Regions from separate parts of the Homo sapiens genome. Here region 1 is linked to region 2. Evidence: chromatin contacts called from ENCODE Hi-C data. All regions are on one chromosome and are shown on one strand. The core of a region is the stretch at or near the end of the contact, and the rest is flanking DNA. Distances in the headings are between cores, read along the strand shown.

Region 1 (3,629 bases), core at 121-2,620, 48 kb after region 2:
ACATGCCTGGCACCAAAAAAGCACCCAATAAATAATAGCTTTCATTAAATATTTTATTTTGTACTATCAGATACCTTCTTTATTTAATAGACTAAAAGGCTGACAAATGAGATCCCTAGATGATATGCCATCCAACAAATATTAATAGAGTACCTACCATGTCTCCAACACTGTTCCAGGCACTTAGGACATATCAGTGAACAAAATAGACCAGGAGGATGTGCTGTCCCAGACAATCAACACAAGGCTCTGATGTGAGTACCTCGTAACACAATCTTCAGGCAAAACTAGCATTTTCAATATGAATCTCACATCAGAAGAGAAACAATGCTAGAGGTGCAGCAAGAACAGAGATCCTTTTGGCCTGTGTGTGGTACCTGTAAGGAAATACTGCACAAGCGCTGGCACTGCCCTACCCCATGAGTTCTACAAGGGGAGTGCAATGTTGTATGGGGTACTGTAGCCATATTTACAAGTGGCGATTCTCCTTGGAATATCATTGTTATTTTAAGGTAAGTAATTTAAAATACTATTTTAACATGAAGACCAACACAGAAATATTTTAAAGCTAAATGCAAAATTCACATACAGTTTTATAACATAACATCGACTCCAAAGAAATTTCTAGGTTGTGGTGAGCATAACAGGTCACATGACAGGAATATTAGGTATTGTGCTTTATTTTTATAAGGATACCTTAGTGAGAAATTCTGGGAAGAAGCACATTATTTATTTTTTGTTGTTTCTCTAATATATAGAAACTCTTTTGAACTCTGATATTGTAATTCAGGTTGTTTCTTAACCCCTCTGTCAGCAGAGCTTTGTGGACACCAGATTTAGAAAGAGGGTGTTTTATGGCTTGTTTACTTCAATCTGATGTCATGGGTCCGTGATTAGACTTCGTAGGTGCTCCAGTCTCTGCCTGCATTATAAATCAATAGGCTAGGACTTTTTAAAATTCAATTCTATGTCACCTATATTCCTTGCTTCTCTTTTGCACAAAGTGAAATTGCCTAAAAGCTTCTAGAAGAATTAGGAAGCATGACCATGTTCAATTAAAATGAGTTTATCAGAGAGAAAGAACGTGGATTTTTCAAATCCCCCAGTGCTTGGCAATGCCCACAACTGCAACTGCTGTGGAGAGACTCCCAGCTCCCAGGGAGCCAGTGACCAGAGGACCTAGGTTTTAGGGCAACTTGTTAGAAGCAAGAGGCTCTTCTTTATTCTCTAATCAATTTCGTGGAGAAATATTCTTCTGTGCTTGCACTGAGAGCTTGAAACCTTGGCCAGTAAACGCTGAATTCAAATCCACAGACTGTTTTTTAAAACATTTTTTCACTTAGTGATTGAGTCAGCCTTGTAGATGGCCTGAGTCCCTCTCAACCTGACCAAATGTGAAATAATAATGACTCACATTTGTATAATGGTTTATGAATGGCAAAGGTCTTGCTCACATGTTATTCTATTTTGTTCCCACAGCAACCATATGTGGCAGAGATTGATACATAGCCCCCAGTATCTGTCCCCTTATTCTTCCACTATAACATGAGCTGCATTTTTTATATGACTTTTCAGAATAAAGACACCTCCAGGCCATACATGACCATGGTGTTGCCATGTGTCTAAATTCTTGCCAATGTAATGTAAGAAAAAATGATATGTGCAGTTTTTGTAATTCCCTTGTGATTTCTTCTTTAGCCTTTTGGTTAGGAGTGTGTTGTTTAATTTTCTCATGTCGTGGATTTCCAAAATTTCCTTCTGTTTATAATTTCATTCTATTGTGGCCTGAGAATATACTTTGTATGATTTCAGGGTTTTAAAAAAATGTATTGAGACTTATTTTATGGTCTAACATATGGTTTCTCCTGGATAATGCTCTGCTGCACTTGAGGAGATTGTATGTTCTGCCGTTGTTGGGTGGAGTGCTCAGTAGATGTCTATTAGGTCTTGTTGGTTTATGTAAGTGTTCAAGTATTCTATTTCCTTGTTGGTTTTCTTTCTGCTTGTTCTATCCGTTATTGAAAGTGGGGTATTCAGGCCCGGCGTGGTGGCTCACGCCTGTAATCCCTGCACTTTAGGAGGCTGAGGTGGGCGGATCACGAGGTCAGGAGATCAAGACCATCCTGGCTAACACGGTGAAACCCCGTCTCTACTAAAAATACAAAAAATTAGCCGGGCGTGGTAGTGGGCGCCTGTAGTCCCAGCTACTTGGGAGGCTGAGGCAGGAGAATGGTGTGAACCTGGGAGGTGGAGCTTGCAGTGAGCTGAGAACGTGCCACTGCACTCCAGCCTGGGTGCCAGAGTGACACTCCATCTCAAAAAAAAAAAAAAAAAAAGAAAGTGGGGTATTCAAATATCTATTATCATTGAATTGTGCCTATTTTGCTCTTTAATTCTATAGTTTTTGCTACAGTAGCTAAGTTTATTGGTGTTTATGATTGTTATCTCCACTTGATGAGTTGATTTTTATTATTATAAAGGGTCCCTGTGGCATAATAAGAAAGATGTTTAGCCTTTGTCCCCAGTTTCTGGCACAGAGCTTCTAAGACTCTTGGAATTCTTTAAGCGATATGGATTTTGAACTGTCTTTTGTTCTAATGAGGTGACTCTTCTTGGAAGGCCACTAGATAGCTTCAGGAAGGGAGCTGGTCTCCAGAAAAGCCAAGTTTTAGAAGTTTCAGCCCCATACTCCAAACTCCAGGGAGAAAAGAAGGACTAGAGACTGAGTTAATCATCAATAGCAATTTAATCACAGACTATGATTTAATCAGTCGTGCCTATGTAATGAAACCTCCATAAGCTATTCTAAATGATGAGGTTCAGAGAGTTTCCAGATTAGTGAACACATCAAGAAGCTGAGAAATTTGCATGCCCAGTGTGGCATGGAAGCTCTGTGCCTCCCCTCTCCATACCCTGTCCTGTGTTTCTCTTTCATGCCTCAAAAAGTTGTATTCTTTGTTCCGATGTGTCTCCTTTGTAATAATTGGTGAATAGCAAGTAAAAACACTTTACTGAGTTCTGTGAGTTGTTCTGGCAAATTATCAAAACTGAGCTGAATGTGAGGCCATGGGGGAGGTTATGAGGAACCCCAGATTTGTAGCCATGTCAGAAAGAAGTCTGGGTAATCTGAGGATCTATGGCTAGTGTCTAAAGTGAGGGCAGTTTTGTGGGACTGAGCTCTCAAACCTGTGAAGTCTAATGCTAATTCTGTGCAGTTGGTGTCAGAACTAAATTGAATTATAGGACACTTAGTTGTTTGAGAGTTGAAGAAGTGTTATTGCAAAAGACTACATATCTGGTGTCAGGAGGAAGAAAGTCTTCAGTAACAATTTTTTCTTAAAGTCTATTTTGTTTGGATTAGCTCAGTCACTCTACTCTCTTTTGATTACTTGTTGTATGATACATCTTTTTTGAGTCTTTTACTTTCAACCTATTTGTGTCTCTGAATCTGAAGTGTTTTTCTCTAGACAACAAATAGTTGAATCATTTAAAAATTTGTTCTGCCAATCTCTTTCAATCTCTTTTAAGTGCTTAATGCATTTATATTTTATATAATTATTATACTTATTAATTATGATTAATGCATTATAGTTTATATAGTTACTGGTAAAGGATTTAAATCTGACAGT
Region 2 (3,587 bases), core at 1,016-3,515:
AATCCTCAAATAACTTCATAACATAGGAAATACTTTTATTTTACATTGGAGGAAGCTGAGGTACTAATTCCAGAGAAATTTTTTCTTTCTTTTCTTTTTCTTTTTTAACTTTCATAAAGTGGGCTAGGACAGTGACTTGCACATGAGTAACTGCTCAATAAATTGTTGTTAGATCCAAAAGAGAAAGATCAGATATTTAAAAAGGGGTGAAACCAAATCAGCCCAGATAATGAAAGAAAAGCAAAATGAAAAATAAAATTTAAAAGTAGAAAACGAAGGATTTAAGCAAGAAAGAGCTAACTTGAAAGATGGCAGTGACTGGAAGCCTGAGAAATGTTAGCTCAAGAAGGCTTATGAGTAGGCTGCTGCAGGGAGCTATGTAATTGACAGGGGAGGGACAAGGAAGGTTAGGCAGCCTAAAGTCCTGGCTGTGATCAAAAGCTCTTGCTGTCTTGGCACTCAGAGCTCTGAAAGGGCCTCAGCGGAGTGATGGGCCTGCTGCCCTGCTGTGCCTCTGGGGCATCCTCCTCACCAGTCCTGAAAGTCTTACCTTGCTGCAACCTCTGCAGTTCTTTTTGGAGCTGCCTCTGCTCCCAGGTCAGCAATTTCACATGGTAGAGGCAAATAACCTTTAGTCTCTGCAGTCTTTGGTCCAGTCTGGCTTCAGCCTGCTTGGCATTCTTCCTCTCCAAATCAAAATGCTTATACAATTGTCCCCTGACCATGTGCCTCTCCATCTTCTTTATGGTCTAGAGACAATAAGGTATCACAAATAACCTGATAAATGGAAGACTGGGATACTGACCCCGGCTTTTAATCAGAGATCAGTGGTAGAACCTGTGTATTTCTGAAACCACAGGTGCCTAGTCAGATGAAATCACACTATTGTTAAATGAGTTTCCAGAGTAACACAGAAGGATTGAGGGTAGTCATTCCTCTGAGCCTCAGCCTCCCTGTCAATAAAATAGTGATACAATACAATAGGCTCCCCCAACACAGATCCCAGTCAGATTTCCAAGAAGATCAAGTGAGAAGTGTAAGAACAACTCTTTGGAAAAAAAAAAAAAAGGCAGTCTACATATATAAGGCATTATTTACCCAATAAGAAAAGCCTCTTTTACTGTTTCTTAAAGGCTCCCAAAGAGACTGCTCAGAGGTCTGGAGAGGATTTAGGAACTTAGGACACGGCCATTCCTTCCCACACCCTGCCAGTTCATTAATTCACATATGCGTAGGTTCATTCAGCCTGTAATCCTACTGTATGCCAGGTGCTATGCTAAAAGCTAAGAGTAATGGTGAATGAGGCCCAGTTCCTACTCTCAAGGGGCTTTCTCGAAAAGTGGAAGATTGGGGTATCCTGATTATAAAGTAGAACAGCATCCACGATGAGTAGTCTGGGCAACACTGGGGAAGCTGCTTAGACTGGGCGAAAGCTCCTCTTCTCATCCTCACCCATCTTCTCAGACTTTAGATGCTCTCCTCCCTCCATGTACCCTGATGTCTAAGCCCACACCTACTTCTTTCTCCTCTAAATAGCGCTAAGTAGGGACACATTTTTCTCTCCTTTGAGTCTCTATAATACTTTTCTCAGAGCTAAGAGCACAACATGTGCTCAGGATATAAACAGATTGCTGTCAATAAAAGGTTTGGTGATTTTTTTTTTTTTGAGACAGAGTCTCACTCTGTTGCCCAGGCTGGAGTGCAGTGGCGCGATCTCAGCTCACTGCAACCTCTACCTCCTGGGTTCAACCGATTCTCCTGCCTCAACCTCCCTTGTAGCTTGGACTACAGGCCTGCACCACCACGCCTGGCTAACTTTTTATATTTTTAGTTGAGGTGGGGTTTCACCATATTGGCCAGGCTAGTCTCAAACTCCTGACCTTGTGATCTGCCCGCCTCAGCCTCCCAAAGTGCTGGGATTACAGGCATGAGCCACCACACTCGGCCGAGGTTTGGTGATTATAATACAGAAAAAAAGCTTAACATTAAAAAGGAAGATAAGGTCAGGACATGGGAAAGAAATACATTTTAAGGCACTTGTTTTAGAGTCTAAAGTATAACTAAACTTTTATTAAAGAACAGGGCCAGTAGAACTTACCTCCAAATCCAGAGTTTTCACCATGAGACTATGTCTTGTTTCTTTTGCTATGTCAGACTGAGTCTTGATTAATGAGCTTATTTTTCTTCAGTAAACTTAGGAGTTTGGTGTTTGGAGAAAGGATAGAGGGAGACCATTGGAGAGGGCTGCGAGGAGAATGTTAAATACACTTGAAAGCTCTCTTCGTCCCTCCCTACCTCCCCTGGTCAGGAATGCTAGCTCCTTGGGCCATGGCACCAATCCCTGCTGGAGAGGCCAGAGCTCTAAATAGCTCTGTGGGTAAAAGAAGCCTGCCAGCTTCTAGCCTGTCCCTAGAGGGGCCCACAGTGCTCCTTCTCGGCTGTGTCCATGGGAGCCAGGAATGAAAGCAAGGAGTGTGTAACTGTGTTCTCAATCTCTCTCTCTCCTACCCTTTCCTCGTTTCTCTCCATTTTTTTTTTTTCTCTCTTTGTCATACCTCCCTTCCCTAACCTTCATTCCTACTTCTTGAAAACCAGGTCAGCCTCAAAAGAAAGCACCGTTTTTTCTGTCATGACTGTTCACACTTCGTGCAGGAGAGAAGTTAATTTGTTTATTATGTGTTATTGCACACCGTACTGACCTTCCCCAGGCCTTTCCACATGCTCAGAGCACTTCGGTGCTTATCAAGATTTTCAAAGTGGTGAAAACAGCACTAAGCAAAGTAAAATTAAAATCAACTTTTGTGCCCATATTTTGAACAGCTACCGTAGAAGGTTGAGCAGAGCTATTGTTTATATAACAAGATACTGAGTGGGATTTTTACTGTTGCCTTGGAGCTTCGTCTGAAAATAAGACGCACTGATATGCCACAGTCTAAATAGAGCTGCCAACACTGGGGCCTGATAATCCCCCCAGAGTTTACTGAGAGGCAGGCAGCTAAACAGGCCCTACTAACCACAATCACTGCCCAGCAAATAAATAATTATAAAGAGATTACGAGGGGTGGCAGGGAGGAAGAGGAGCATGCTATTTTCTCAGTGGGAGGTAGTTCCTTTCCCATCCTTTCTCATGAGGTAATTCCCTCACCTCCAGAATTTAAATGAATGAGGTGGGATTCCAAGAAAATTATCTGGGAGAATGAGATGCCACACAAGGAGAGACCAGGATCGGGATTGTACCCCCAGCTAGAGGCTTGCTGACTGCAGAACAATAGAGCAGCCCCCATTCCATCCCTTTGTTGCCACTATAGCTGATGATAGTGAGGGATTTCTTAGAAAAGCTTGGTTCCTGCATGGCATTTTGAGAGGGAACTGAAGAGGAAAAGCTTGCAGAAATAATCTATGGCTAAAGGGCAAGAAGGAGCCTTAGTGTGGAGTGCCTAGGAAAAGAATGGTGGCCAAAGCCATCCTAGTTACTCTCAGCCCTCTGAGAATGCCAGAGAGGACCTGGCTCCATGGGAGGGAGCAGAGGGGTTATATGAGGTGGCGGAAACCATGGCATAGTCATCACATTGCTCTTCTTGGAAGAC

The links. A loop is a pair of places that touch in the nucleus more often than their neighbours do. Pooled maps may share reads with other maps.
Region 1: a map of PC-9 shows a loop between it and region 2 (2.8-fold over the local background). The contact joins the enhancer-like site here to the promoter of CCDC190 in region 2. A Hi-C loop is called at or near these places in 6 of 168 maps with a recorded cell type or tissue (K562, PC-3, PC-9 and 3 more) and 2 of 50 pooled maps.

What each region holds. Positions count from the first base shown.
Region 1 is chr1:162,907,566-162,911,194 of GRCh38, forward strand. No RefSeq gene overlaps it. Among named protein-coding and RNA genes, the nearest start is that of CCDC190, 48 kb to the left of the region's middle. Within about 2 kb of position 1,371, at least 4 of the 41 ENCODE cell types and tissues checked have a DNase peak (open chromatin) inside an H3K27ac peak, as active enhancers do; they include PC-3, PC-9 and mammary epithelial cell, where a contact is called at or near this core.
Region 2 is chr1:162,858,910-162,862,496 of GRCh38, forward strand. It overlaps CCDC190 (coiled-coil domain containing 190), which reads right to left and starts at 2,266. Exons shown (of 4, transcript NM_001394065.1): 1 at 2,099-2,266; 2 at 551-749. The coding sequence starts at 737.